Linked DNA regions of Homo sapiens: regions 1 and 2 are each linked to region 3. A link is an interaction called in ENCODE POLR2A ChIA-PET data of the cell type or tissue named here. Cell type or tissue: HepG2. All regions are shown on one strand. Links, peaks and the distances in the headings refer to the core of each region. The heading gives the core; the rest is flanking DNA.

What was found. ChIA-PET counts read pairs that join two places held together with the same protein. Peaks named below come from ENCODE experiments on the same cell type or tissue, not always from the same donor. Only the 100,000 strongest peaks of a DNase experiment are listed, where the experiment ranks them.
Region 1: POLR2A ChIA-PET joins it to region 3 with 62 read pairs; 2 of 35 experiments call an interaction of 5 or more read pairs at or near these places.
Region 2: POLR2A ChIA-PET joins it to region 3 with 35 read pairs; 3 of 35 experiments call an interaction of 5 or more read pairs at or near these places.

The regions. Positions count from the first base shown.
Region 1 is chr10:112,288,943-112,299,075 of GRCh38, reverse strand. It overlaps TECTB (tectorin beta), which reads right to left. Exons shown (of 11, transcript NM_058222.3): 6 at 5,235-5,338; 7 at 5,015-5,098; 8 at 845-1,007. Among named protein-coding and RNA genes, the nearest start is that of MIR6715A, 5.6 kb to the left of the region's middle. RefSeq lists an enhancer at 10,045-10,133. In HepG2, for the core only: no CTCF peak of the experiment used is centred there; DNase peaks (open chromatin) are centred at 1,955, 2,465, 3,035 and 3,425; H3K4me3 peaks cover 1,184 bases.
Region 2 is chr10:112,302,686-112,312,818 of GRCh38, reverse strand. It overlaps TECTB (tectorin beta), which reads right to left. Exons shown (of 11, transcript NM_058222.3): 11 at 7,781-9,556. The coding sequence ends at 9,507. It also overlaps the pseudogene GUCY2GP. Among named protein-coding and RNA genes, the nearest start is that of MIR6715B, 8.1 kb to the right of the region's middle. In HepG2, for the core only: a CTCF peak has its summit at 4,774 (motif pointing right); a DNase peak (open chromatin) is centred at 4,768.
Region 3 is chr10:112,222,251-112,232,383 of GRCh38, reverse strand. It overlaps a transcript of GPAM not described here. Among named protein-coding and RNA genes, the nearest start is that of GPAM, 44 kb to the right of the region's middle. In HepG2, for the core only: no CTCF peak of the experiment used is centred there; DNase peaks (open chromatin) are centred at 4,603 and 6,453; H3K4me3 peaks cover 2,677 bases.

The sequences.
Region 1 (10,133 bases), core at 439-5,438, 68 kb before region 3:
ATCAACTGTACAGTGTCTCTCCCCTCCTCTCCCTGGCTCTGCACTCTCTGGTTTCTTTCCCTTTTGCTGTTTGTGCTCATAAAGAACCATTTTCTGGCCAAATGAAACAACAGCAATAGAGATTATGACCTTATTTTTGTTGGTTACTATAGGCTATGTGGATAGCAGCCTCTTTGGAAACACCGAGGTCTCCAGTTGAAAGAGACCAGAAAGGAGAACAGTTTGAGATTTGGCATGTCTAAGTGTCTAAGTGGTGGTTCTCAGGCTTGAGTGAGCACCGGCATGACTGCTGGCTTGTTAAAGCACAGCCTGCCCAGGCCTTCCTCTCACGTGGTCAAATCAGCCATGATCCAGTGTCGGGAATTTCTGCAGCATCTCTCTGAAGTCACAGAGGTGAACCCTCGGGCTGTTCAGTCAAGACTAAAAACACCCACCTTTTGAGTTATTTCCACGGCCTGTCCCTGCCACCTAGACCTTGAATTTCCCTTGCCCTTTTCACTTCTTCCAAGTATTTCCAAGTCTGTTATCACTTTCATTTACCTACACTGCCCTCTGATGAGGGAAGGGCCATCATTACTTAACACACTTTGCTTAAGGATGAGAAAGCAGGTCCCAGCAGGTTAGGCGACACATGCCAGACCATGTGGGTTGTTGGAGGCAGGGCAGATAGGGCCCTGAGCATCTGCCCTCACGAGCATCTGCCCTTATACTCAGTGCCATTTCCTCCAGATGTCCTCAGCACACAGCTGCCCTGGCCTGGTTATGATCTCCCCACTCAAACTCCAGCTCCTCCAATACTGGCACCCTTTAGGTAACATTGTCCTTCTGGAGAGAGGCAGCTCACCACTGGGCAGGAGAGTTTCTCACTGTCGCAGATGAACGTCTCACAGTGTAACCACACCTTGGAGAGTTTGGGGATGTTCTGGAACCGGAAAGCATTGAATTGGAAGGTTGCCCTGTGATCTCTCCCATTCTCATGCACGAGGACGGTTTCATCCGTGGGGCAGCTGAGGCAGATGGGGAAAGAAGAGTGAACTGTCATCTCCTTGAACTCCAGCAAGAGCTGCTGAGCGATTTACACACAAGGCTCCCGAGGTGGTTATATGACCTCTAACCTTCCCAGGCATTTTGATTAGCAGCACCTCACTTGATCTTCACAACTGTGAGGTCAAGTTGATGAGCTAGGAGATGGGTATTACTGTCCTCATTCTATAGACAAGGTACGATGGGAGGGGAGTGACTTATAAGAGTCACACTTTTAGTAAGTTACACCTGTGTCCCAAAGAAAGAAAATCCCTAGGAGATAAGGCCCTCCGAGGACTGGAATATGTCCAGCCCTTGAGGGACATACAAAGTAAGGACAATGGCACCAGGTGCAGCATTGCCCCTGCTGCCACAGCTGCCTAAGCTCAAGTCACACCCAACACATTTCTGTGTGTGAACTGTGAGGTTTTGCATTGAAAATTTGTATTTATGGTATATTATTTAAATTATATATATCTACATAGTTACTTTTGTAAAAATGTGGTCACATTTTTAATATAAGCACAGAAATAATGACTGAAGGATACCGTCTAAATGTTAACACAGGCTGATACAAAGGGATAAAATTATGGGCATTTTTGGTTTTCTTCTTTGTATTTTTATGTATTCTTCCAAATTCTCTATAATGAGAATACAATATTTGTATGATATTCCAACGTCTCAAAGGTAATAATTCAGTTTAAAAAATGACACAGATGGGCATTTATTTAAGCTAGTGGTTCTCGCTTGGTCCACTTTGTGCCCCAGGGGACATTTGGCACTGTGATTGTCCAGGCTGGGGGAAGTGCTGCTGGTATCTAGTGAGTGGGCGGAGACCAGGGCTGCTGCTGAACGTCCTACAGTGCACAGCACAGCCCCCACAGTGGAGAATGGTCCCACCCCAAATGTCAAGGTGCCAACATTGAGAAACCCTAGTTTCAGCAAACATACTTTTTCATTTAACAAAGACTGATGACCTAAGTGCCGTTCCTTTAACTAGGTGTTGGAAACAGACGCAACCATTCTTGGGACTGTACAGAGAAGCCCACACTATTGTGGGGGTTTGTTATCTGCAGGTAGCACGGGGTAGCAGGGTCTGTCGCTCTGCAGGAAAAGGTCTATGTTTCGAAAGCGTCAGACCACTGAATAGCACCATAGCAGGCCCCAGATTAATGCAACTCTGAAGCATCTTTCTTCTTGTATGGTAAACTCGGCACACACGCCAGAGAGCGGTCCAGTTACCCCAGGGAACCTTCATGATGTTCTCTACCCCACCCCTTTTCCCTCAGAAACAGACAACGGGGGGCCAAGCTAAAGGCAGGCACTAAGGAAGTCAAGTGTGAGAGTGAGGGAGTGAAGTGAGGGAATGCTGTACCTTTGTATCTGGACCAGGGGTCAGAGCCGGGTCTGTGTGTGGTGGGCTCTGAACAGTGATGAAACTGTGGCATTTTCCAAGTTGTGAAACAAGACTTCTGTAGGATCATTTTGTCAATAAACACGAGATCCTCGTATGAACTCAAGATGGGAGTTCTTAAAATAGCTCTTTGCAGCCAGAGTGCCCCAGGCATGGTCAGCCAGTGGAAAATAATGTAAGCAGAGCTTTGTCAGGGGGTGGGGAGGAGGCAAAAAATAGGCAGATCTAGATGCCTTGGCACTGCTGCTTCTTGGCACCAGCTGCAGCACCCACACTTCAGTGGCAGCTGCCTCTAGATGGTGGAAGCCCACAGGAGGCTTTTATGCCCTCTCTGCATGAGCCTCCTTTCCCATGTCAGATTGCTCTTTGAGATAAGTATGCTGCTTTTGGGGCATCCATGTGTACAGGGAAATTCCTTATGATATATCTCCTGCCATCTCTCCAGGAACTTTTGCAAACTGGGTTTTTTTTTTCCAAAGGGGCCCAGTGTTGTGAGCAAAAATCATCTGGAGATTGTGGGAGTGGACTTTTCCATTCTCCCCTTTGGCACTGAACTTTGTGCATGTATCTCCAACTTTGAGGTGCCATGTCAACTAGGAAGAATGTAGAAATGGGTCGGGATGTCTTACATCTGGCTGTGTTGAAATGCAGATTCCGTGGGTTTCCCCAGAGTCCTTCTGATCTGGTAGGTTTACAGTACACCTGCATACGTAATAGGCACCCTACACAGTTTGTGTGTACACTAGAGCTTGAGGACAATTGTGCAGACCACCCAAAGCCACAGGCATCCCTTTTTCAGCCATGTTGCACATCTGCCAGATGGGAACAACGGCACTAGAACTCCCTGCAGAGAGATGATTCCAGGGGTAGCAGAAGCCTTTGCCTAGTGTGACCATTGCCTGAGAGAGGTTCCCAGTGCCTGATAGCAATTTCTGGTCCCTGCAGGTCAATACGTTATTTCAGAATTCCTGGAGTCATTTGATTGCACCATTGCTAACAGAGGCTGAATGAATTGAATCATTCAATGGCAGATGTGAGGTAAACACCCAGATTAAGCTGCCATCTCTACAGGAGGCTTTGCTGGGCTGCACAGGTGTGCCTCGGCCAGCCTGTCCTGTCCAGGCCACTCAGGAGGTAACACTGACTGAGTCTGAATCCCAGGCCTTCTCCTTACTAGCTCCATATCTTGGGCACATTTCTGGACCTGTGCCTCAGTTTTCTCCTCTATAAAATAATGATTATTATACTGTCTACTTTAGAGAGGGTTTAATGACATTTAGATAAATTAATATTTGTAAAACACCTATCTAGAACAATGTTTGGTATATTGTAAGAGCTGTATAAGTGTTTGCTAAATAAAAATAGAGGTCCAAAATAGCTCCACTTTTGTTATCCAATTATGTTTATCCTTGACATTAATTTTTCCTTGGCCTGATGGGTTCTGAGAATAACACAGGCACATTGGTCTGTTACATGCTTTGTTTAGAGAATGATCTCTTCTTTGTTTACTGCTAATTATGTGTATGATGTCCACATCTCTTGTCTAGCCCTGTCTCTCCTCTAATTTCCAATAGTACAATTCTAAGTACTTCTGGACAATCATCATTTGAAGCTTAACATGTCTGTTAGTGAACTCAGCGAGAATCCATATTTCCTTATCCAAAAACCTCCTTCTCCAACAGCCAAATCCAGACACTCTTCCTCAGCTTTGTAGTCCACAGATTTAAGAACACAAAGCCATCTTTTTCCATTACTCCCCAGATTTCTTGCGCTGTCCTTTCCTCCACCTCCTATCTGATTAGTTCCTACATTTTCTCATTCCTGCAGAAGCATCTCCCTACTTTTTATTACCTTGTTCCATTCACTTGGCTACAATAGCAGTTCATGTCTTATCACCCTTGCACAATAGCTGCCAGGGCCTCTAATCTGGTTTTTCTCCCTTCCATGCACGTTTCTAAACCATCCTGTGTATGACTTCCAGCATTGCCTTTCTAGGGCGCACTTCTAGTACTACTTTAGTGCTTTACTCCAAATTGTAAAAGCTCCCGGTTATCTACTTAATTAGTAATAAAAACAATGATCTTATTTAAAATGGTTGGACTATCTAGCAAGTACCATCTGCTAAGCTTTTGATATCGATTATTTAATTTAGTCATCATCACCGTGGTTCTGTTGTCAGACTAATTGGATTTGAATTCAGCCTGCACACTTCCTCTTGCACACATACACACATGCACACACACGCATGCGCACACACACATTTAATATGAGACCTTACCCTCTCTTGTGCCTCAGTATTCACATCTGTAAAATGGGGATGATAGTAAAACTAACTTTCTTGTTGTACGGCTTAAAGGAGTTAATATAAGGTAAAGCTCTCAGAACAGTATCTGGCCCCTAGAATGCACTATGTCCTGTTTCTTAGTATTTGTTCTTTGCCTGGAACCACAGATGGTGTCACTGCTGTAACTCCAGCAGGCTTCACCTCTTCCTCCCAAGCTTTCCCAAGCCAGAGCAAAGTAGCCCGATAAATGCCTGGTTCCACTGTTCAGCCCTGTCTCTAGATAGTGTACCTACCCCTTGTTGATCAGCTGCCACTGCAAGGGATACATGAAGTCAGCCGAGGGGGTGGCCCAACAGCTGTTCAAGACCACTTTAAACCTGGAAATAAAACAAAATGGCATCACTTTGAAACAGAGAATCTTATGCCTACAAACATCTGATGATTAAAAAGTATGTCAGCTAGTCTTTTTTTTCTTTGCATTTAAACATATAAACTTGGAGGAAATGTACTTACCTAATGCTTAACCCTTTGGCTTCCACTCCTGCAAACAGATCTGAACCGATTTCGGATGCCTCCAGGACAAAGGGAGCTTCTTTCTTGATGGAGAACTTGGCATTCTTTGGAAGGAAATTGACACTGGGCATTATGAACTCTCAGATTGAGCAGCTAGGTCTACCAGGAGCAGATGAATTGGGATGGGGTGGGGATGAGAATCAACCCAAAGACATAAGCAGGTGAGACCATAGAGTGATCCTCCAAGACCAGAGAAATTCTAAGTCTTAAGACACTATGCCATCTTAGAAGGGATGAGGACATCATATAATCACGTATTCTAGATTTGCTCATTATAGTGAGACACACACTGTATGTCTCATTTATGCCAATGAGATTTCACTAATGGAAAACAAGTGAAATTCAGGGATATTAAGGCACTGTGTTATACTGAATCGCCCAAGGACACAGGGACTGAGCACATACAACACCCGCCTCTGCCCTCACTCGTTGCTACTTTTTGCCTGAGCAGATTTCAGCGTGGGTTGGGAAGTGTAGGATCAGATTCCCAGATTCCCAGTACAATCATCAACAACAATAACAACCACTACCACAATGTATTGATCAACTACTATGTGTTGGGCACTGACGATGGACTCTGTCAGGATTTTGTTAGCGAACAAAGCAAAGATATCTGCCTTCAATGATCTGGCATATTCTAGCAGGGGAGACAAACAGTAAGTAAGTAAATGATATAATATGTAACTATAGACCATAGGACATTATCTAGAAAAGCTATAAAACATGCAGAGTGGGATAAGGAAGATCAGGAGTGTGAGGAAGGGCAGGTTGCAGTTTTAAATACAGTGGTTGGGGAGGCCTCACTGAGGATGTGACATTTGAGCAAGATTTGGAGGAAGTGAGGAGGGGGGCCATGTAGCTATCCAGGGAAGAATGCTTGAGTCAGGATAAAGGCCCTGGGGCAGGACTGTGGCTGGCAGCACAGCAAGGAGGCCAGTGTGGCTGGAGCAAGTAAGTGAGGCAGGAGGGTGGAGAGTGGGGAGCGGGGTGGGGGTGAGGTTAGATAAGTTGTGGGGGCTGATCAAGAAGACTGGGGCTGGCTGGGCGCTGTGGCTCACACTTGTAGTCTCAGCGCTTTGGGAGGCTGAGGCAGGCAGATCACTTGAGGCCACAAGTTCGAGACTAGCCTGGCCAACATGACGAAACCCTGTCCCTGTTAAAAATACAAAAATTAGCTGGGTGTGGTGGCAGGCATCTGTAGTCCCTGTAATCCCAGCTACTCTGGAGGCTGAGGCAGGAAGATCTCTTGAACCTGGGAGGTGGAGGTTGCCATGAGCCAAGATTACACCATTGCACTCCAGCCTGGGTGACAGAGTGAGACTCTGTCAAAAACAAAAAACAAAAAACCTCAAAAACTAAACACTGGGTCTTACTCTCTGAGTGCAGTGGGGCAGCAAGGAGTCAACACCACGATGTGAGCACAGTAACAGCAGGTTCTGATCACTGGCCTGGCATGTGGGATATTTCCCTGCCATTCTCATCAGGACATGCTGGGTGAGCTGTTAGGAATAACAGCAGTGTTTCTGTTTGACTTACTCAAAGGAGGCTGATTTCTCCATTCTCTGAGTCTTGAGTTCATTCAACCCTAGTAACAATCTTGAACTGCTCTGTGGATTAGCTTTCTTTCTTTCTTTTTTTTTTTTTTTGAGATGGAGTCTTGCTCTGTCACCCAGGCTGGAGTGCAGTGGCGCGATCTCGGCTCATTGTGAACTCTGCCTCCCGGGTTCACGCCATTCTTCTGCCTCAGCATCCCGAGTAGCTGCGACTACAGGTGCCTGCCACCACGCCCGGCTAATTTTTTGTATTTTTAGTAGAGACAGGGTTTCACCGTGTTAGCCAGGATGGTCTCGATCTCCTGACCTCGTGATCTGCCCGCCTCGGCCTCCCAAAGTGCTGGGATTACAGGCGTGAGCCACTGCGCCCAGCCTGTGGATTAGATTTCAGAGACAAAAGCATTACCATGGAAGGGCAAGGATCCTGGGCTAACCCGAGCTTCCACCGCTAACTTGGGACACACTATAGGCAAGTCAGCCTTTCAGGCCTCAGCTTCTTCCTATGCAAAATGGACATAACCTTTGTGACTTTATGTAATAGGAGAATAAAGCTTAGACCAGGTTACTGTTTGAAAGATTGAGTTTCATAGACCTGGAGATTTGCAGAACTGCAATAGGTAGACAGTGGCAGGAGGAACGGATTTCAGCAAGGATGTCTAGTTAAAATGGACTTTATAGTATTCCATGGTGTATATGTACCACATTTTCTTTATCCAGTCTGTCACTGATGGGCATTTGGGTTGATTCCATGGCTTTGCTATTGTGAATAGTGTTGCAATGAACATATGCATGCATGTGTCTTTGTAATAGAATGATTTATATTCCTTTGGGTTGCATGTATCTTTGTAATAGAATGATATACATTCTTTTGGGTATATACCCAGTAATGGGATTGCTGGGTCAAATGGTCTTTCTGGTCGTTTGCAAAGATGGATGGAGTTGGAAGCCATTATCCTCAGCACACTAACAGAGGAACAGTGCATGGTCTCACTTATAAGTGGGAGCTGAACAATGAGAACATATGGACACAGGGAGGGGAACAACACACACTGGGGCCTGTTGGTGGGTGGGGTGGGGGAGGGAGAGCATTTGGAAAAATAGCTAATGCATGCTGGGCTCAATACCTGGGTGATGGGTTGCTAGGTGTAGCAAACCACCATGACATATGTTTACCAGTGTAACAAACTTGCACATCCTGCACATGTACCCCAGAACTTAAAATAAAAATAACAAATAAAGATAAAATAAAGTGGACTTTACCCCTCACATGTCAAACACACAGGGACTTTGTTGAGACGACTCAGAATCTCTTTTGTTTCCTAGTACCTCTGACATTATTTTACTGATGGCAAGTCCAGCAAGGGCTGCCTGATTCAGTCACCTAGAAGTCAGTTGCTTCCTCCCATTTGTCAGCCCCTGCACCATTTAAATGACTGCAATAATTGGATAATAATGTTCTTAATCATAAGGGATCTACTGGCTTAAAATGCAGGTTGAAGTGGCAGATTTACAGTGATTTTTAATGTTCCTTGTTATGTTCTGAGATTTGTCATATTTTGAGAGGCCATTTTCAAATATAGGAACTTACCTGGGGACCCCGATGTAGTCCCCAAACCTGTCAGAGGTATCGCTCCCAACTCTTTCTGCCAGGGACCAGCCAGCAGAATGTTAGAATATTGGAATAATACCTCTCCTCATGGAAGAACCTGCCTGATTCTGTTACAAAGTGAAGAACAGAGCTGACACCGTTAATTCAGTTTCTGAAATAGAACACTAATGATTGAGTTCTCTATATTCTCACCCAACAGCTCAGGGAAGGCTTGGAATAATTTTTCCCCTACTTTCTCTATAATGTGAAAATTAGAAACCTATTCCAGATCCAGTAATCTTCCTTTATCCACAGGAGATATGTTTCAAGACCCCCAGTGGATGCCTGAAACTGCAGATAGTACCAAACCCTATATATATTACTTTTATTTTGATCCGATAACATGGATGGCTACTGAGTGACTGACAGACAGGTAGTGTCTACAGTGTGGATATTCTGGACAAGGGGATGATTTATATCCCAGGAAGTACAGAGTGAGCGGTGCAAGATTTCATCATGCTACTCAGAACAGGTGTGCAATTTAAAACTTAAGAATTGTTTATTTCTAGAATTTTCCATTTAATATTTTTGGACCACAGTTTACCAAGGGTAACTGAAACCATGGAAAGCAAAACTGTGGGTAAGAGGGGACCCACAGTTGTGAACGGTTGAGTCACAACTAGCCAGTGTCACAAGTTAAGGATGAGTACACCTGGCTTAACAATAGTTCATGTGGAAACATCTCGGAGTTGCTCCATGTGAAGTAGCGGTGAAAAAAACTGCCCTAAAGTTATTTTCCTAGGACACATTCCTAGAGTCTTCCAGAACCTAGAAGGTCACCTCTGACCCGTGATGGCCTGCACGGGTCTGATAAAGTCTAGAATATAACACTTCAACTTTGGGCTTCATTTTTTAATAGGGATACTGAGCAACTGGATCATATTCAGAGAAGAGTGACTAGGATGGTGAATGAACCACCAACAGAGACAAGATGTTTAGCTTGGAGAAGGTGGACATATTTGAAGTACTGTCAGCCAGATAATTATATGATATTATTTCAGAAGACAGAACTGGGACACATGTGCGAGAGTTCAGGGTGTCAGATATCAGAGCTGATCTAAAATGGGAAGGCCCAAATATCATTGTCTTTGGAAGAGGCAGGGAGGCCACCCCACAGCAATATTGCAGAAGGGTTTTGGGCTTTGGGTGGAAAGTCAAGGTTTACCACCTCGGAGGCTTGTTTTGACTCCTGGAGTCTATGATTTTGGCCTCTATTGCTTGCATTTTTTCCGTCTTAAGCTTTTTCATTTCTATCTGTCTAAAAGGAATGATCAGTACTGTTTTGATTGAATAAAAGTCAATATAATCCAACACTGACATCGATGTTCAGCCTTATAAAGTTAACAATGCTAGAAGCCCTCAGAGTTTCCACTTTAAATAGAGTCAAAGTCTACAATGATGAGAATGGCTACTTTCTTGGGTACTTAACTTGTACCAGGCACTGTGCTAAGTGCTTCCTAAAGATTATTTCATTTAATTCTATAACAAACCTATGGGGTAAGTGCTATTATTATCCCTGCTAACAAATGCAGAGATAGAAGCCCAGAGAGGTTGGTTAACTAACTTGCCCAAAGTCACACAACTAGTAAATGATGGAACAAGGCTTCAAACTAGTGGTCTGTTGAGAAGGCCCATTTT
Region 2 (10,133 bases), core at 2,763-7,762, 80 kb before region 3:
GGAGCATACTGCTCCCTGTCTCACTGGTTCTGAATTTGGGCTGGGGAAATATAGTCACCGCTACTATTGGATTTCAGAGGAGGAAACAGTGACTGTGGGGAGGGAGGCTCAGGGAAGGAGGGTGAGGGGGGCTTTGTGGAAGAGCCATGACAAGGGCAGGAACTGAAGAAATGCTGGAACTTGCATGGGGTGGAGGTCAGGGAGTGTGACGCGTCCAAACATGGGGCCTCAAGGTTGGGGACAAATGAGGGGCCTTAATCTCTGACCCCACCCCAACCCTTGGCCTCCCTCATGGAAAACAAAGGTCACTCTGTCACTTTGTTTTCAGGTTGAGACCATTGGAGATGCATACATGGTGGCTAGTGGACTCCCTACCACAATGGAAGCCAGCATGTGGCTGAGATTGCCACCATGTCCCTGCACTTCCTCAGTGCCACCATCTGCTTCCAAATTGGGCACATGCCCCAGGAGAAGCTCCAGCTTCGTATTGGCCTCTACACAGGTAGACAAAACTGATGGCCTGATGGTCCAGGGATGGCAGCAGGTAGTTCCGGGTTCCACTCCTAGGTCCAGGGCTTTTAGGAACCTGGACATTGAACAGTAACATCTTTAGGGGAAATAAAAGTTTGAATTGTCTCTGCATGTGTATTTCTATTTAGCTAGGTTGCTTGGTAACAACAAGGACACACAATGGCTTCAATGTATTCAACCAAAAGTAAGGACTGGGCACAGTGGCTCACGCCTGTAATCCTAGCAATTTGGGAGGCCGAGATGGGTGGATTGCCTGAGCTCAGGAGTTTGAGACCAACCTGGGCAACATGGTGAAACCCTGTCTGTACTAAAATACAGAAAACCAGCTGGGTGTGGTGGCAGGCACCTATAATCTCAGCTACTCAGGAGGCTGAGGCGTGAGAATTGCTTGAACCTGAAAGGCAGAGGTTGCAGTGAGCTGACATCGTGCCACTGCCTCCAGCCTGGGCAACAAAGCAAAACTCTTTCAAAAAAAAAAAAAAAAAAAGGAAGAGACCAAAACCCAGGATGGGTTCTACAGGGCTAATTTTCTTCCATGCCTTAGCATCAAATGCCCTTTGATATGCTCTGTGTTTGCTAACTCATGGGCATGTGATCTGTGCAGAAGTGATGCATGCTTGGTTTCACGCTCTTTCTGTCACTGTCTGGAAATTCTTAATCATTTTTGCACAGAGTGTCCTGTGTTTTCACTCTGCACTTGTTCCAGCAAATTTTGTAGCCAGTTATGCTACCTATCTTCCAAGGCTCAACAAAGATAAAACCCGATCCTCAGTCAGAATGAATTGCTCCCATGTTTGTACCACTATTGGCATTGTTCACAGCTCTAGTTCGTGAGTGACATGGTCATTTAATGATGATGTCGCTTTCCAGCAGGTGTTTGTGGGTTCTGTCGGTTTCCTTTCTGTAAACCCTAAAACCTATTGCCAATTTGCCCCAAGAGGGTGCATCACTACATTTGTTCATCTGATGCGTATCGTCGAGTCCAGCCTCGGGCAATGCAGAGCGGTTATGGCCTTTGGTTCTTCATTCTTTAGGTCCTGTGGTGGCTGGTGTGCTGGGGATTACCATGTCCAGATACTGTCTATTTGGAGACACTGTCAACATGGCATCCAGAATGGAGAGCAGCAGTTCACGTGGGTATCACTGACAACACTTTGTAAACACAATATTGTTATCTCCCTCCAGGCCCCTAGCTTTAACCAGGGGATACTTTTAGAAGATGCATTTGCTTTTTGCCTACTGTTTTCCATCTGGAGGTTAAGATCATTATCCACTTCAGGCAACACTGATCACATGCTTTATAGACAGGGTTTTGCACTCTGCTCTTGTTAGAACCATGCAAATACACGCAGCCTCCTTTTTTCTATGACTTTCAGTCCTAAGCAATCACAGGCACATATAATCACTTAAATGAAGAGCAGGAGTTGGAAAGCTTTTTCTTTTTTTTGAGATGGAGTCTCACTGTGTCACCCAGGCTGGAGTGCAGTGGTGTGATCTTAGGTCATTGTGACCTCTGCCTCCTGGGTTCAAGCGATTCTCCTGCCTCAGCCTTCTGAGTAGCTGGGATTACAGGCATGCGCCACCACGCCCGGCTAATGTGTGTGTGTGTGTGTGTGTGTGTGTGTGTGTGTGTGTGTGTGTGTGTGTGTTTAGTAGAGACTGGGTTTCACCATGTTGGTCAGGCTGGTCTTGAACTCCTGACCTCAAGCGATCCACCCACTTCGGCCTCCCAAAGTGCTGGGATTAGCTGGCATGAAGCACTGTGCCTGGCCCGGAAAACCTTTTCTATACAGGGCCAGACAGTAAATATTTCAGGCTTCAGGGGCCATAGAATCTTTGTTGCAACTACTTAAGTGCTGTTGTAGCTCAAAAGCAGCAATAGACAATATGTCAATCAACAGGCATGGCCATGTTCCAATAAAGCTTTATTTGCAAACACAAGTAGTGGACTGGATTTGGCCCATAGGTGATAATCTGCCCTTCTCCGAGGTAGAGTATATTCTTGGTGGTACAGAAGAAATCTATAGCCAGGACCTCCAGGGAATATTACATTCTTTTGCTTTATAGTAATTTTATTGCATTACCATTCCCAGGCACTCGTATGCCATTTGTCAGATGAGACATGTAAAAAAGAATTACTCAGTGATGTCAGTTTCAAAAAGGCTTAGATGATTAACATTGTTTTATATTGTAAATTTTCCACATTATATAAAAACACATTCATTGTTTAAGTTAACCGAGTCTCAAACAAGAATTTTTTTTTTTTTTGAGATGGAGTTTTGCTCTTGTTGCCCAGGCTGGAGTGCAATGGCATGCTCTCGGCTCACTGCAACCTCCGCCTCCCGGGTTCAGCCTCCCCAGTAGCTGGGGTTACAGGCATCTGCCACCACGCCTGGATAATTTTTGTATTTTTAGTAGAGACGGGGTTTCACCATGTTGGCCAGGCTAGTCCCGAACTCCTGACATCACATGATCCACCCGCCTTGGCCTCCCAAAGTGCTCAGATTACAGGCGTGAGCTACCATGCCCAGCATTCAAACAAGAATTTTAAACCTCTCTCTTATCTTGTAAGTAAAGGTTTTTAGGATAAACTTTGAAGCTAGAGCTGCTTATAAAGGATCTAGACCTGATTCTAATTGCATTTCTGGTTACAAACAACATTTTCAGTAAAATGTCCCAGCTGAGGAGCCCAGTGAACTGCCCTCCATGGGGATTACCTTGTATGCTGAATCAGTTCTGCCTTCTGTTTCCAAACTGAATGCACTAAGGTTTTGAGCAGGACTCAACAATGATTGAGCAATGTCAGAATGGTTGAGAATCCCAACCTAAGAGTCCCAGACTTCAGAGAAGTCGTCTGTGATTTGCTTAATGAAAAGTCCTGGTGATCAGAGAATTCAAGCAGTGTAGGTTCCCTCTCCAAAGCAGCCCCTACCCCACTGACACTCCACTGATAAGTTGATAACTAAGCAGTGACTGGTTTATGGCAGCTCTCCGGATTCATGTCTCTCAGAGCACTGCAAGCACCCTGGTGGCATTGGGAGGGTACGATTTGCTAAAGAGAGGCACCATTCCAGTCAAGGTAAGACCAGGCCAACCATGCCCTGCCTGCCCTGTTTGGGTCTCTGATAGAGACATCGAGGAACTTAGCGGGATGGATGCATCTCCATGGAGTGATGCAGGGAGACCTCTAAGGTTCCCCTGGAGGCACTCATGACTGCCAGATCTTCTTCCTTCAGAGGAGAAGAAGTTCCCTCAAATGATCAAACGTGGAATCTTCAACAGAGAACACCTTAACTCCCAGCTAAACCAACCCCTTAGGGAATGCTTTCTTTTTTTCTTTTCTCTCTCTCGTTTTTTTTTTTTTGGCTACAAATGGTCCCCTAGCTTCCTCTTGAACACCCCAGTCCAGAAAAAGAAGTAGAAGGGAAGGCAGTGGCATCAACTCCCCAGTTTTGCTTAGCCTGGCCTTAGCATTCTGTATTCAATCAACTGACTTCAGTAAGAGGAAGACTTTTCTAGAAGGCGGCATTTAGCCATAGCTTGGAACCCATTCCTGCTACTGACCAGCTGTCTGAGTTTGAGGGCTTGTTTTTGTCATCTGCAAAATGGGGGTGGTGATAATACCGTCCTTGAAGGGTGGATGTGAGGAGTAAATGTGGACATGGATGTGAGGCGCTTCACTGGGTGTCCCACTCATACTAAGAGTGCAGTAGATTTTATTATTATTTTTAAAAGATTTTCTTTGCAACAAGCTTTAGTCTCCGTGGACTGTCACCCCCTAGGACATTGCTGCCTGGCCATGCAGGCTTATCAGCAAAGCCCAAGAAAATCAGTAAGATTTTATCTGTAAGGAGGCCTTTTGCTTGTGGAGGGAGGGAGCTCCCACTGTCCCAGCAAGTAAGACAGACCTCAGACATCTGCCCAGAGGCCATGCATTACAGGCAGCCCGCCAGCCCCACCCCAACCCTGCCAGCGATTCCCCAGGGCCTTCCTTTGCCTCCCACAGGGCAAAGGAGAGCAAACAACTTTCTGGTTGAAAGATAAAGAAGGCTTCACTCTTCCACTCCCGAATTTACTGAGGAAAAAGCCAAAGTCCCAGAGATATTGTGAGGTGAGTATTTTCTTTCAAGATGTTTGTGGAGTCACATGAAAGTCTTTGGGGACCCTTCTTCAAGATGCAGTCGATATCCCATTTAAGAGGTGTGGTTCTGGGGCATTGATCCAGTCTCCCACTAGGGGGAGCCGTCTAGCTGGCCCCCTCTTCCACCTCCAGGTGTTTGCTCCCAGCCTGTGCCTCCAGCAAATGCAGATTTGGAGGAGCTGAAGATGGTGAACTCATTTCCTGGGGTGCCAGGGCTGACTTGTGGCTCTCAGCCCTGTGCAACTGCCCTAGCTGCCAGATATTTACAGCCCATTAACTTGAGAATTTGTGTTGAACCCAGTTTCATTCTGCAGGAGGGGAAAGTGGAGAGGATGAAGCCTGTCTTTCTTGTGCAAGATGCCTGCTCTCTAACCTTTGGTGCTGATTTTCCTTATCAGCTAATCAGCTTGCAAGGAGATAGGAGCTCATATCTGACAGCATCTTGAGAATGTGTTCAGGAAAAAAAGCTCTAAGGCATGAGCAGCCACTGAAATCCAACAGGGCCGAGGCTATTTCAAGCAGTCAGGCCCTCTGCAGTTATTGGAAAGCCTGGTTCTGAGCCCTGAGTTACTGTGAGCCGAGCAGCTCCCAAATGCATAATGCCCTCTTCCTGATGTATTGCCTAATTTCTCTCCTATTCACCGAGCAAAAACTCCTGCAGTCAAGGCTTGAATGTTAAGTAGAATTTCTCAGTCATTTATGAAGAGTTTAATTTAAAAAAGGTTCCAGTAGACAAAGACGAACCCATCCATTCCTGCTACGATGGTTTTCTCTTCTACATAATGAATAGGATTCCATGTTGTTTTATTGAGTGGATGTTTTAATAGATTTACTGAACCACTAATGCATTTATAGTACTTCTTTCTTCATCTCTTGCAACTCCTCACATCCAGATATCTTTCATGTGGTTGCTCCTGAATCTGGCAGAGCAATTTGAATGAAATATTGTGTTTGAGACCTTTTCCTGTTGAACTTCCCATGACAGAAGGAGCGAAAATCAATGAGACCAGAAATAGTTTCTTTCTTGCTGGGTCTCTGAGCTGCCTTTGCTGAGATACTTTTGAGACCTGTATGGGAAATAAACTACTTTTTGGCTTATTGAAGGCTTTTAACACCAAATTATATAAAAGATTTGGTGGAATTCTTGCCTTTCTTTAGGAAGAGGGACACAAAAGCACTTTCACTTCCCAAATAATCCAGTCTTCATTGGGATCCTAAGCATTTCCATTACCAGTATTTTGCTTCTGCCCAGAGAGGGAAGACTGAATTCTACATCCATCACACACTCTGTTTTCTATATGAAAATTCTGTTTTCATTGTGGTAGGCTTCGCTCCTCCCCAGAGGCCTTAAGCATTGGGGACTGAAGGCTTTAGACTGATACTTAAAAGGAGAGAAGGCAGAAGGCATTTATGTGAAGAGGAGAGGAGGGCTTTCTCCTGCTACTTTAGCATGGAGACAGTAAGCCAAATTTATCTTCTCATTCCCCATAACTCCTTTTCTTGAGATAATGGCTCTGGATCCCAAACACCTTGCTCAACCATGAAAGGAAACAAGGCCACCTCTGCTATGAGTCCTCCTAGAGAGCTAGGATAGTCCCCATCCATCCATCCATCCATCCATCTATCCATCCATCCATCCATCCATCTATCCATCCATCCATCCATCCATCCACCCACCCGTCCACCTATTCATGTGAACATTTCTTTAATCCAAGGAGCATTTGTTAAGCACTTACTCTGTGCCATTCTGGGGTACACAAGAGAATATGAACTTTCCCTTGATCTTTGGCTTGCAGTCTAGTTAGGGAGAAGAAAGCATAATTTCATTGCATAAAGCAATATTAAGGACTAATAGAGCTATATACAAAAGCGTAGCAGTAACTAAGCAGTCCATCACTGTGACATTAAAAGAACATTAGAAAATAATACACAGATGAAGGAATGGGGCCAGGTAGGGCAATTGCCTATTATTATCCTGTCTTTGTATTGTGTGTGTGTGTCTGTTTTTCTTCCAGCCCTAGCCCATGTGCTTATGTAAGTTATGTTCATGTAATATAGATTTAGTTCTGCCTTTCTTATTGAACATCATAAGCATTTGGCATCTAGACACACATACACACAAAAACACACGTGTGCATATGCAGACATCCACGTGTGCACACATGCACATATATATGTATGCACACCCTCATATATATACACACACACGTGCATACATACACACACATATGCACATGGAGAAAGAGAGAGCGAGACTGTCTTTATGGATCACAACTAAGAATTTTGATAAGAACACTTTTCTAAATCTATATTCAGTATTTGTTCTATGTCAGCTAAGGATACCTGGGGGAGAATTAGTTTTCTTCTTTTTCTTAATGTTTCTAATTGTGTTTAGAACTACTGAGAATTTACAAGAGATTGTTTTGAGAGTACCTTGTCTTATTTTCTCAAAGAAGAAGTTATGAGACAAGAAGGGTAATCAAACATCATGAGGTTGTTAGTTAATGTCAAGTCAAAACACATCCAGTCACTGGTGAGAGACATTCGGGCTCTATAGGCAGGGATGACCCAAAAGACCTTTTCCCCAAAATGTTAATCATACAGATTGGCTTTACCTCCTTGCATCAGAAACCCAATACTGGGAGTTTTTTAAATGTAAAGGTAGGATAGAATAATTAGAAGTCTGTGGCAAGCCGGGTGCAGTGGCTCATGCCTGTAATTCCAGCACTTTGGGAGGCTGAGGCAGGTAGATCACGAGATCAGGAGATTGAGACCATCCTGGCTAACATGGTGAAACCCCATCTCTACTAAAAATACAAAAAATTAGCTGGGTGTGGTGGCGGGCACCTGTAGTCCCAGCTACTTGGGAGGCTGAGACAGGAGAATGGTGTGAACCTGGGAGGCAGAGCTTGCAGTGAGCTGAGATCACGCCACTGCACTCCAGCCTGGGTGGTGACAGAGCGAGACTCCATCTCAAAAAAAAAAAAAAAAAAAAAAAGTCTGTGGCATATATGCGAGTCTACGAAGCTCTAGTTGTAGAAACCCCTGGGAGAATTGGGGAATTAGCTGTCAACATGATATATTAACACTGTAAACTGTAGTCATAGGTTATTTATTTTAAGGCATTTTATTTATTCCATAGCGCCAGGTAGAGATACAAGATCATAAAACACAATGATGAAATACAGCAAAACTAATACAACATTGGTTTATTCTGACAGCAAAGGATTTGAACATGGCTATGAGTATGCTATTTAAGAGTTTTCTACTAGAACCAATAAAATATGTCTTCTGTTTTTCCTGACTATAAAAACTCTGAATTTACAGAAAGAAGAGATCCTAAACTCGTTGGAACTCCAGCTTAGAGACCAAGTCTAGACCAAATTGAGTCATTTTACTTTAGCCTATTACTAAACAAACATACACTTCATGTATCCGGAGATTTCATAACTAGTTTAATCTCTGAGTTCACTAACACAAGTTGTAAAAGAATCATCAAACTGCAAATTGCAAAACTTCTCAAATACCTTAAATACAGAGAGACAAACCCATGTGTTGTTTTCAAATTATAAGCCTACTAATTAAGTCTTTACATAACTAAGGACTTAGAACTCTGCCTTTTCCTATCACAATCCAGCCAATTCTCTACCAGAATTGGTTCATTCAGTTTGTATTTTGTTGACAATGTAAATCATTTATATGGGCATATTCTGGATCACTGGGGTGGCCAGTTACCAAGATGTGCTACTGCATGCTTTCATTGGCTGCATTTGCATTTGTGTTTCTGATTTTGTGTTAGCTTCATTCTAATGATTGTAAGTGAATGAGACAAAAACAGATGTAAGCTTCGATGTTTAAGTAAAAGCTAAATGAGATCAGACCATTTCTTATAAATGAAAACTTCTTAGTAGAGCAAATAGAGAAAAAATAGCATTGAGTGTCACAAGGCATTTATCTGTAGGATTGGGTCACCAAACTCACAGCACTTGTGTCATTGGAGTCACTTTATAGTCATGTTTCCAGCAGCAGTTTCACTGGGGCAATGCCGTGTTATTAGGTTAAATTAATGTGAGTTGTATTCTTCTTGTGATTATTCTTTTTGTAAATATTCCTATTTAATTTGTAATTTTCTTTTGACTTTAGAAGTATACATCTGCTATAAAAACAAGGAGTTTCTACCTATATCATGTTTATATATTTAACAAATGGTATAATAAAAACAAATTAGGTCAGTACTAGGGGCTTTCAAGAATCTATTTCCTTTATATCATTAGGTTTGAGCAAAACTATTGTATTCCACTCTGAATCCCACATCATCTCCCATGTCATCAGTTGAAAGATTGGAACTCCCTGCGTGGGGGCTCAGCTCTGGTCCTTAAGTAGAATGACACTGCCTCAATGACAAAGCTCCTTTTTGGCAAAGTCAGCTATTAATGTGCGTTGTGCATTTAGTGTTGACTTTGTAGTTGCACCCTACATTCTCTTCAAAATGCTCAGCAGTACTTGGTTGGGTCTGCTAACCTTTTAAAGTTAAAATAGCTTTCAAAGGAATTTACTGCAGCCCTGACTTGAGTATGGAGAAAGGAGGCTCCTCCCCCAGCTGTAGAAGGACTGTGAGATCTAAGGGCCACGGGAAGTAGCCTAAGTTTTTCTTAGAAAGAAAAAGGCATCACCAAATTCACAGAAATTATTGGAGTGCATATTTGGCAAAGTGCTATTCTCTGCCCCCCAACAATGTGGTCTTCTGTTTGTTCTTTTTGGCAGCACAATAAATGTGTTTGTCATTCGCTGAGGACTATTGTGGGTGGAGGAGCGGCAGCTGCCTGGCTAACTCCTATAACACGGCACAAATCCCCAACATCATGATGAGGTGGTGGAGAACATCTGTGGACCAGAAGGGGAGGGAGATGGCACTCAGAGACAGTTCTACAAGGGTAAAGCCAACTCAACAGAAGAGTTAACTCAGGGGTCTTCATAAAATTCCACACATTTTAGACAAAGTCGATTTTGTTCATCCCTTGGGGATTCTGTAGCTCACATTTATCAGTACAAAGAACCTGACAGATAAACCTAGGTTGTGGACCTCTGACAAATAGAAATCAGTGATGGTGCATGGTACTCTAGGGCTTTCAGTGTAGAACTTAAAAACGATGAGAATCTAGGATTGGAATTTTAAAAGTTGATTTACATGATTCTCCTGTAATGATGAGAGCAAAATCTGTCTGTGAGATTATTAATAAGTGAACTGTCTTACCCCATCTCCTCATGTAGTTGCTTCCTTCTTATCATTCAGGTGAGATCTTGGGTCTTAGCTGAAATGTTTCTTCCTCTAAGGGGCTTCCCTGGCTGCTCTCTAAATCACGTCCCCCATTGAACCCCAAATACTCTACACATATTGGCAAGGGAAGGGGCCTTGTCTGTCTTGTTCACGGCAGTAGCCACAAGACCAGTTCCCAGTACA
Region 3 (10,133 bases), core at 1,901-6,900:
ATCATGTTTCTCCAGCCCCTTCTGCCCCTGCCCTTGTAACCCCAGCCACATTGAATTACTTGCCCCAGGCCTTCCTACCTCCAGCCCTTCACACAAGCTATTCTGTGAGGAACCACTCTCTGCCATTTCAGTTAGATAACTCCCACTTGATCTTTAGGCCTCTCAATTTGGGAAGCACTTTCTCTCCCCAATTTCCCTGACTCACTATGTCTGGCTTAGGCTGCATTTTTTCTTCCTATGCTAACTCTGATTAACTGCCGGGGCGGGGAGGGGGTGGGCATCTGCCTGGAATGCTAGTTTGAGAAGGTTTTCGGGGCCCAGGTTAGTGGGAAAGAGAGCTGTGAATGGTTAAAGGTATTTGCCATGGAAGGAGGAGTGGGTGCGTGCAGCCTAACCTTTGCCATCCTTGATGTAATACTTCCTATCCTCTAGGTCAAGCCCACTCTCTCCCCATGCAATCCTCTGACTGCTTCTGCTCTCACTGATTTCACCTTCTCCAAATGTGTTTACATAAATTAGAGTCACATGACTTAGCCCCGAATTGTTCCATAATTGCATTAGGCATTATTTTTGTCTCCTGGTCTAGACTAGAAGCTGTGAGAAAGCAGAAACTTTTTACTGTCATCCTTAATCTTCTCTGACACAACTGGAAAACAGGTGCTGGTGCGTGAGTGCATAGCTGCTTGCAACCTTTGGCTTTTGATCCCCACTACGCTGTAGATAGCCACTTGTTCTTAAATCTACGCTCCTTCCTGCAGCCTCGAAGCCCCTGTGCTTTTGTGCTGCCTTTCTGGGCTCACCTCCTGTCGCTTGCCCCATCTGGAACTCTGCTGTTGCCTGCCTGTGCCCTGCCGGAACTTCTCATGGCTCCCTCCTTCACATCGTTCAAGTCTCAATTCAAATGTCACCTTCTCAAAGACTCTTTCCTGACCACCCGCCTACTCCTTTGTGGCTCTCTAGAACCTTACCCTGCTTTATATCCTTTAAATCACACTCTCACTTCCTAAAATTATTTATTGATGTGCTTCCTTTTTTCTTATTCTCTGTCTTTCCCTATCACCCTGCCTCCCCAAATAAGCTTCCCGAAGGCCGTGTTTACTTTGCCTTGTTCTCACTGTATCCTCAAGCCAGGCACTGTTGCTGAGTGGATGGATGGATGAATGAGTGAATGAATGAATGAATGCCTAATGAATGGACTGTCTGCTTTTGAAATTGATCCAGTAGGAGAACCCTTTACCTAGACGTGCATTTTCTAGGCCTTTGAAATGATGGCCTTTAGCTCTGCAAATTCAGGAGAATTGTAGATGGACTCTTGCTTTTTGGGAGAAAGCTGTGTTTATTGGAAAGAGAAAAATAAATAAGAGAAATGAAATGACTGCTGAATTTCTGTGTGGAATGGTGTGTCTGAAAGGCAAAGGAGGCATCTTCTTGCTCCCCAGCCTCTCAGCCTCCTGGAAAGAGAAGAGGCCATGAGAGGACTGCTTCTGGTGGCCATATTTGTTGAAACAATGGGCCATGTTTCACAGCTGACTCACCAGAAAGGAACAAACACCCTCTTTCTATCCGGCTCTTAGCCTTGGACTTGAGAATCCCCTGAAGAATGTTAAGGGGGTTTAATGTTTCTCAGCAGAAACTGCTTTTAGAGAAAGGAAACAAGGAGGGAAGCATTTTATTGTTTTCCTTTTGGTCTTAACAAACAAGGCCTGTTCAGTAGAATTTCTTTTTTCTTTCTTTCTTTCTCTCTTCTTTCTTTTTTTCTTTCTTCCTTCCTTCCTCCTTCCTTCCCTCCTTCTTTCCCTCCCTTCCTCTTTCTTTCTTTTCTTTTCTTTTCCTTTTTCTTTCTTTCTTTCTCTTTCTTTTTTCTTTCTTTCTTTTCTCCCTCTCTTTCTTTTCTTTTTCTTCCTTTCTTCCTTCCTTTTCCTCCCTCCCTCCATCCTTCCCTCCCTCCCTCTCTCTTTCTTTCTTTCCTCTTTTTCTTTATCTCTTTCTTTCTTCTCTCTCTCTTTTTTTGGTGTGATTTTTATTCCCCAAATTCTGTTTTTCAGTTTATGCTTGGAAGACTTCATTTCCTCCAAGTCCAGGTGGAAAGCTACATAGGCCACGATTGTTATTTGTTTTTAATATTTTTTGCTGTGATCAATTTGGAAAATACCAAAAAGCAGAGAAAGAAAATGAAAGCAATCTATTAATATATTCCCAGCATTCAGAGGCAACGCTCTAGGCTTTTGCTACTCTCTGAAAATTGGGAATGCATTGTATACACTGCTTTTCCATTTGACAATATACCATAATGAGTCATGAACGTTCTTGTGAAATTTTTTTTTTGCTTTCTTATTATACAACAATGCACTTTTGTTATGGCAAATTAAAAAAAAACAAAAGAACAAAACTAGATAGCACAGAGAAATAAATTAAAAAAAGTATAATTCCACCACTGAGAGATAATCACTACAAAATTTTTACCCAACTATTCCTTAAAAATATATTCTTAAAAACATAATTATATCTAAAAACCTAATTTAAAAAAGGCAAGTAGAGCCAAGTTGTACATTCAGTGGGGCAGAAAAATAGCTTTTTATAATGTAAAATCAAGTAAATTTCATATACCGCGTGATTATTATGTGATAAATACATGGCAAATTCTATTGGTCCAGTGAAACCTATTTAAATCGCCTTCTCCCTTGCCTTCCTTTACTATGGAGCCTGCAAAGTAAAAAATACCCAGTTCCTTTGCAGTTGGGAGTGGCCATGTGATTTGTTCTGGTCAATGAGATGAAAGTAGATTTCTGAGAAAGGCTTCTTTTTGCAAATAAAAAGGCAGTCATTTACAAAAGAGAAGACTTTTGTCCTTTGTATTTCTCTCATTTTTCCTATTGCAATGTGGACATGACACCTGGAATGCTGCAGCCATTTTGAAAACATGAGGACAAAATCTACAAGCAGAGGACAATATAGAAAGAAAATAGTAGAAATTATTGATTATTTTCATGGCAACTTCTCCAGCTATGAGCAGTCTAACTCTGGAATTCTTGATGAGTAAGAAAAATGTCTCATACTTGGTTACGCCATTATTTGTGCATTTTCTGTTACTTGCGGCTGAATACTCTCCAAACTATTTTGTGATGGCATGACATTTTATCAAATCTAGCATCATTCATGTCTGTCCTGTATCTCTCCATGCTCCATGCCAAATTGTCAACTGTCAAATTAGAACTTGGGAGGGTCCTGTTCACAATAATATGCCTAATCCAGCAAGTTACATATTTCAGATATTTATTTCAGTGGAAGTTCATATCTGGCTGAGTTTCCACTCCCTTATTTTTTATTTTATTTTATTTATTTATTTTTGAGACACAGTCTCATTCTGTCACTCTGGCTGGAGTGCAGAGGCACAATCTCAGCTCACTGTAACCTCTGCCTCCCGGTTCAAGCAATTCTTGTGCCTCAGCCTCCCAAGTAGCTGGGACTACAGATGCTCACCACCACGGACAGCTACTTTTTTGTATTTTTTGGTAGAGATGAGGTTTCAACATGTTGGCCAGGCTGGTCTTGAATTCCTGGCCTCAAGTGATTTGCCTGCCTCAGCCTCCCAAAGTGCTGGGATTACAGGTGTGAGCCCTGTGCCCGGCCTTATTTTATTTTTTTGAGACAGGGTCTTACTCTTTCACCCAGGCTGGAGTGCAGTGGTGCCATCATGTGTCACTGCAGCCTCAAATGCCTGGGCTTAAGTGATCTTTCTACCTTCTGAGTAGCTGGGACTACAAGTGCATGCCACCATGCCTGGCTAATTTGTCTTTTCTTTAGGAATGAGGTCTTGCTATGTTGCCCAGGCTGGTTTCAAACTCCTGGCCTCAAGCAATCCTCCTGCCTTGGCCTCCCAAAGTGCTGGGATTACAGATATGAGCCACCATGCCCAGGTCACTCCTTTATTTTTATGTAGGTTGCAAAACTTTTCTGTCCTCAAACCCTGATGAGTGACCAACTCACCATCTCCAAGTCAAGGATTGAGCTTTATACATCTGTGTATCAACCCACAGCCCAGTGCCTTGTGAATGGTGGATACTCAATAAACATTCGTAATTGAATTGTTTGATTTTAACTTTCTGATATCTTGGTTACAGAATATGTAAGTCTTTTTGAGATTATTGATTTAGACATCTTTACAGAATCCACAAACAAAAAATGTTGTTTGTTTATCAAAATGCTAAGCAGAGCTATTAAAATGATACTATCATATTCTTTTGTTTAAAGAATAGTTTTTAGCTTCCTGTCATCCATCAGTTAATTATTATCACTAGCAACCTATCTCAGGCTGGTGGTGAGATAACACATTTGGAAGAAAGATTGTGTTTAGAAAGACCTTGAAATGATTAGTGAGGAAACTATGATTCTATTCATGTTGTCTTGTCGTGATTGCAAGTGGGATGTGGTCAATTAGTCGAGCTATGCTTTATGCATCCAGACCCTTATAATTGAGGAGCTGGCATTCTTGCCTGTCTGGGCAGGCAATTGCTCAGCAGGGAGCCTCATGGCCAGACAGGCAAGAGGGAAGAGGGCAATGTGGTTGCTCAATGAGCCTTTAGAACAAATTGATCCGGACTGTTTGTGGTTCCAAAAGCCACCCAGTACTTGCTATGTGGTTTTCCTTGTGGACAATTGGGCAATGGGAGGGGGTGGGGACAGGAAACCTTAACCTCTGCCTAGCCACTCACAGCAAGATGAGAGGCAACTGCTCAGTGCGTGTCTTCAGCTCATGCCCTCTTTCGCCTGTCTTGGCCCATCTTCTTCAGGGATGGGAACCAGCATGATGAGGGAGAAGTTACTCAAGGGGCCGTCTTCTTGGCTTCAGCCCTGTGGAAGGCCTAGTGGGCTTTGGACCTCACAGCCAATCAGGTGAGTCACTTGAGCAACTGAAGAACCAAGACAGCTTATGGCTGGGCTCCAGGATGGGGAGGTCCCAGGAGAGGGCAGAGCAGGAGAGAAGGCTCTAAGGTTAATTGGAAAGAACAGAACAGTGAAAACCCCTGAGCTCTTTCATGCTCCTTTATCCCCCAAACTATTTTGCCTAAATCAAAGGTCAGGTGTAATGGACCCTCCTTTGTGGAAAGATCACATTAACTGTCATAAGTCATTTTCTAAACTGAGGTATCAGGACAGGGTCCACAGGAAGTAAAGGAGGAAGATGCTGTGTTGATTAGAAAAGATCATAGATGTCTTTATGTAGTGAGCCTTAGAGGTTGCTGAGGCTAGCAATTGCCCTTTACTGAAATGGAAACAGCTTAGAGAACGAGAGTGGCATGCCTGAGGGGTCACGGTGTTGGGAGAAAAGCTGAATGTTGGGAGAGAAGCTGAGGCAGGGCTTGCGTGTCTGACATAATGTAAAAGAGTCTTGGAACATGTCCGGGGTCCAGGGTCTAAAACCCCTCGTGGCCTTTGGAACACCAAGCTCTGTGCTAAAGGGTGGAAGTCTGCCCTGCTGCACTATAATCTAAGCCCAGGGCATAAAACCCCTCATGGCTTGGATGGAATCCAGGGCTCAGGGCATAAAACCCCTCGTGGCCTCTGGAATGTGTCTAGACTTGCTGACTCCTTGCTTCTAGCACTCTTACTATCTCAAGTAGCAGAACACGTTCCATATGCTTCAAAGAAAATGCTAAACCATCACAGCTGCAGCTCAGTCGCTTGATGCATCACTTTCTCTCAACCCTCACAACCTCACCACCTGTTTCTCTGTTTGATCACCAATAAATAGCATGGGCTCCCAGAGCTCGGGGTCTTTGCAGCTTCCATACTAGTGTTGGCCCCCTGGTCCCACTTTCTTGTCTTTTCTCATTTCTTTGGCTCTGCTGGACTTCATAGCCCCCATGGCCTGGTGTTGGGTCTGATCACCCCAACACAGGGTGCAACTGGGCTTCTTTACACCAGGCCTAGTGATCCTTGCCCATGTCTCTTCTGAGCCTCCTTTTCTATTTCCAGTGGGAAATGGCTCACACTTCCCTGCAGCCTCTGTGTTCTAATTGTTGTGCTCTGCAAGTCCTACTTCTTCCCCTCCCACACTCTCCACAACGATGACCTTCTTTTCAGGGGCAAAACCCACCTGGTTCCAGAAAAGCACATATCACATGCTGAGAACATAGTGGGTGCTCAGGCAATGTCAGTCTTCTCCCTCCTTTAGCATCTCCTTGATCTCTGGAAGATCAGGAAGCAATTGGAAACCCAAACTAGATGACTTTTATGTGCTAAACTACATTGCAAGCTATTTGGGCAAGGGGTTTGCTTGGTCTGTCCTGTAAACTCAGGGCCTAGCTTGGGATCTGGCACATAGTGGGTGCTCAATACAAGCTTGTTGACAAAATAAATGAGCACCATGGGAAAAATGGTGTGATCCTCAGAGCAGTCAGGGGAGGCTCCCAGGGGAGGTGGGGCTGAGCTGGGCTCTAGAAACAAGGCTACTTGTGATTCCTTTGTTTATTCATTATATCGATTTAATAAATATTTATTGTGCCAGGCATTCTTCTAGATGAAGGGAACACCGCAGCGAGCAAAACAAAACATGCTTGCCATTAAGAAGCTGACACCCTAGTGGAGGGGGATAGTTGATAGACAATGAGCTCTGCAATGTTTTATGATGATTCATGTAATGGAGGAAAATGAAGGCAGGTAGCAGGGACAGAGATGCTGGGTGGTGGTGGGGAGTCGAGGGGAAGCTGACATTTTATATGGAGAGGTCAGAGAGGGCTTTACTTATGGAAAGGGGACTGTGAACTGCTGTGTAGCAGATCACAGTGCCAGGGGATCCCACTCAGACTCCCACAAACCCATGAGTCCCCAGAATATTCTTTCCCCTTTGCTTCCCCATGTAAACATCCTGGTAGTGGAATCAGGCTGGCTGACTGGCTGGCATAGGTAGGAGGGTGGCATTGTGGAATGGAAAGGTGGTGGTGGTCACACCCAGACACGGTGGTCACACCCAGACTAGGTACTCAGTACCCAGAAGTTTTGAACCCCAGTCCCTGGCTTTCCAGGACTTGACTCAATGGTCCCCACCCTCAGGACTCTTCCCTCCAGGAACCAGCAGCTCCCAGGCAAGGCCATTAGAGGGGCTTATCCAGTGCTGGGCTCTCCTCTGGGATTTTGGAATTGTGGGCAAATTTGTGCTTGTGTGTGTGGTGAGGGAATCTGGATAGTGTCACATTGTGAAAAGGCAGCACATCCTGCATTCTAGACCAGAAGCTGAAATCCAGGTTGGGGTGCCATCCACCCCATTCTGGCGGAGACCCCTGGGGCCACTTTCTTGCTGGGGAGTGAGGCTGGCACATGGGATCACCAGGCCGGCCCTGACCAGGCAAAGTCATCCTAAGGCATGTGCTTCAAACTAGAATGTTGAGTGTTCTGCTTAATGAGAAGGCTATATGCATTCTGTGGAAATGACTGTGATACTAACTGGTCTGGGATTATTGTTGTTTGGATATAAACAAAGAGGTGATCCTGGAGGCTGGAGAACTTGCGGTGACTATCGCACATGCATTTTTCCTGCCGAGAGCTCCATGGCTGTCATCTGATTCCAAAAGGGGTGGTTGACTTCCAAATGGCAAAGATTCATCTATTTAATATTCATAAGGGTCTTTGGATTCTTAGGGGCAGAAAAGGATGTTTTTAGTCCTTAGTACTTGCATATTTTACAGAAGGCTTTTTGATCTTTCTGATCAACAAGTTTGAATAGAGAGAGGAAATGTCAAGGTTGCCTTCCCAAAACACAAAAACAAACAGCTTCAAGGAGAAGAGAGGCCAGGGGAACACGGTGTTTCCCAGTTATGATGGGCTTTGCTTTGAATACAGACACTTGCTTGGAGGGAATCTAAGATAGCTTGCAACTCTCTCTCAGCACCTGTGTCTTGCAGTGGAGGAAATTTAAACCTTGCCTCCTGAACTGCAACCTAAGGCCAGAAAGCTCAGCTCATTTTCTGCCAGTGGAGAAACAAGGCAGACATTTATCTGTACATACTAAAAGAATGCATCCCTACTTTCCAGGAGATGGGAAAACAGCACTTTGGGCCTAGTTGTTCTTGCTGCAAAAAAATAACCATGATCATTGTGTATGAAATAATTTAACTTATTATTACTTAAATTGTATTTTAAATGGCTGGGATTTTTTTTGCTCCAGATAAGAATGTTTTACATTGAAGGAATACTTTATACTTTTCAAAACACTTTTATATTCATTATTACTGAATAATTGGTCTCAGTTTTCTCAGTTGGGGGGTGTGGGATGTGAACAAATCAAGAGGAAATGATAGACATCACTACACATGTCATCTTAGCTTGATTGGTCACCCTGTGTTAAGAAGGATGCTGAGGCTGCTTCTGAACTCTGCAGGAAGGCGCTTCCTGATGGATTAGTCAGGTCTATGATGAATGTCAGAGGAAGGATCTAGTTACCTAAAACCCTGTGATGCCTGTTATCTTTTCCAACCATAAGCGTCCATGACTCTAGGGCAAGGGTCAGTAAATTACAGCCCTGGGACCAAGTCCAGCCCACCACAAGTTTTTATTTGAATAGAATTTTGCTGTAGTCTTTGTTTATATTGGCAGCTTTTGTGCTACATGGCACAGTTGATTAGTTGTAAAAGAGACTGTATGACCCATATAGCCTAAAATATTTGCTATTTTGTTCTTTTCAGAAAAGTTTGCAAACCCTGTCTTAGGGCAGTTTAGAGTACTTCTAAAAAACATAAATATATCCAACATCTCCATGAAGGAGGAAGGAAGATCCTAGTAGCCTTACTTTAAGAATAAAGAAAGTGAGGGAACATAAGAAGTGATTTGCTTAAGGTCACAAGGCCAGGTATCACTGTATAGGTTCCCTAACGCCCTCAGTTCATTCCACTGCAACATGTGACTTCAAAATAGAATGTCCTAGTTTGATGTGGAAAAGTTGATTTAGTTTGTTTTAGGATAAGAGTTACACACCACATATTTAGCTGTAAACTAGGAGATCGATAGAATTTTTTTCATGTGCAAGACAGGGAGCTTGGAAATCCCTGGTTGTTATTGGATCTCAGGCACTTCACCTATTCAACAGTGTGAGTCCTCCTAGAAGAAGATACTGAAACAGGAGTAGATATGTAAAAGATTTATTGGGGGAGGTGTTTATGAAGGGTGAAAGGAAATGGAGCAGAATTAGGCTGGCCTTGGACCATGCTACAGGTCTGAGTCCTGTGAAAGGAGAGAGCAAAGGAAGGATTAGGTCAGAGGAGCCTCAGACCACAGGGCAGCTCTGAGAAAGGCTGCCAGACTGATGAGAGAAGGCTACATGGGGAGAAAGGGAGAGGCCTGGCTCCTATGCCACCATTGTATTCAGCTGCTGACCAGGAGTGGCCTGGGGTACATGTGGCCCTGGCAGGAATGGCATGGTGGAGTCAACAGGACAGCACCGAGAGGCTGTCAGTCAACCAGGCACCTGCAGAAGGTTCTCTTGAAGGGGAATCTAAACAGTGCTCCTCTGTGGCTGGCATGGCATGGATCATTTACCCACGCCATGGGTAAATGGTGTGGCTGGGCCTGGCTCTGTGCTAGGCCTGGAGACTACAGAGATCTGAGAGAACATTGTTCTCAACCTCAAGGCAGCTCATGATCTAGCTGGGAAGACTGAACATGCACACCTGAACAAGCAAATATACATAAGGCAATAATAAAAGGGGGTGCATAGTGGAGTAGCCTGAAGTTATCAGGAACAATGTGTGCCATGCTTCAAAGAGGGACCCTGGGAGGAAAGCCTGAGATGTTCCCATTTGGCATGAAGACAGGTATGTGTGCAGGGTGCTCTGAGTCATTTCAGCCTTCCCCAGGCTCACAGGTCACCTTCACCCATCTGGCATTCATTGAATACCTACCAAGTACAAGGATCTATGCCAGGTATAGCAAATAGGTGGGTTCTTGGCCATAAACAAACTTACGATATTGAGGGGTGTTATAGGCATTGATGAGTCATTTTAAAAAACAAATCGATAGAAATATGTCTGGGTTTGCGTGGGACTCTTAATGACTAGAATCTTGCTAATATTCAGGTTAGGCACAAACAGTGGGCAAAATCATTCATTTAGCAACCATATATTTGTAAAGCTCTATAATGC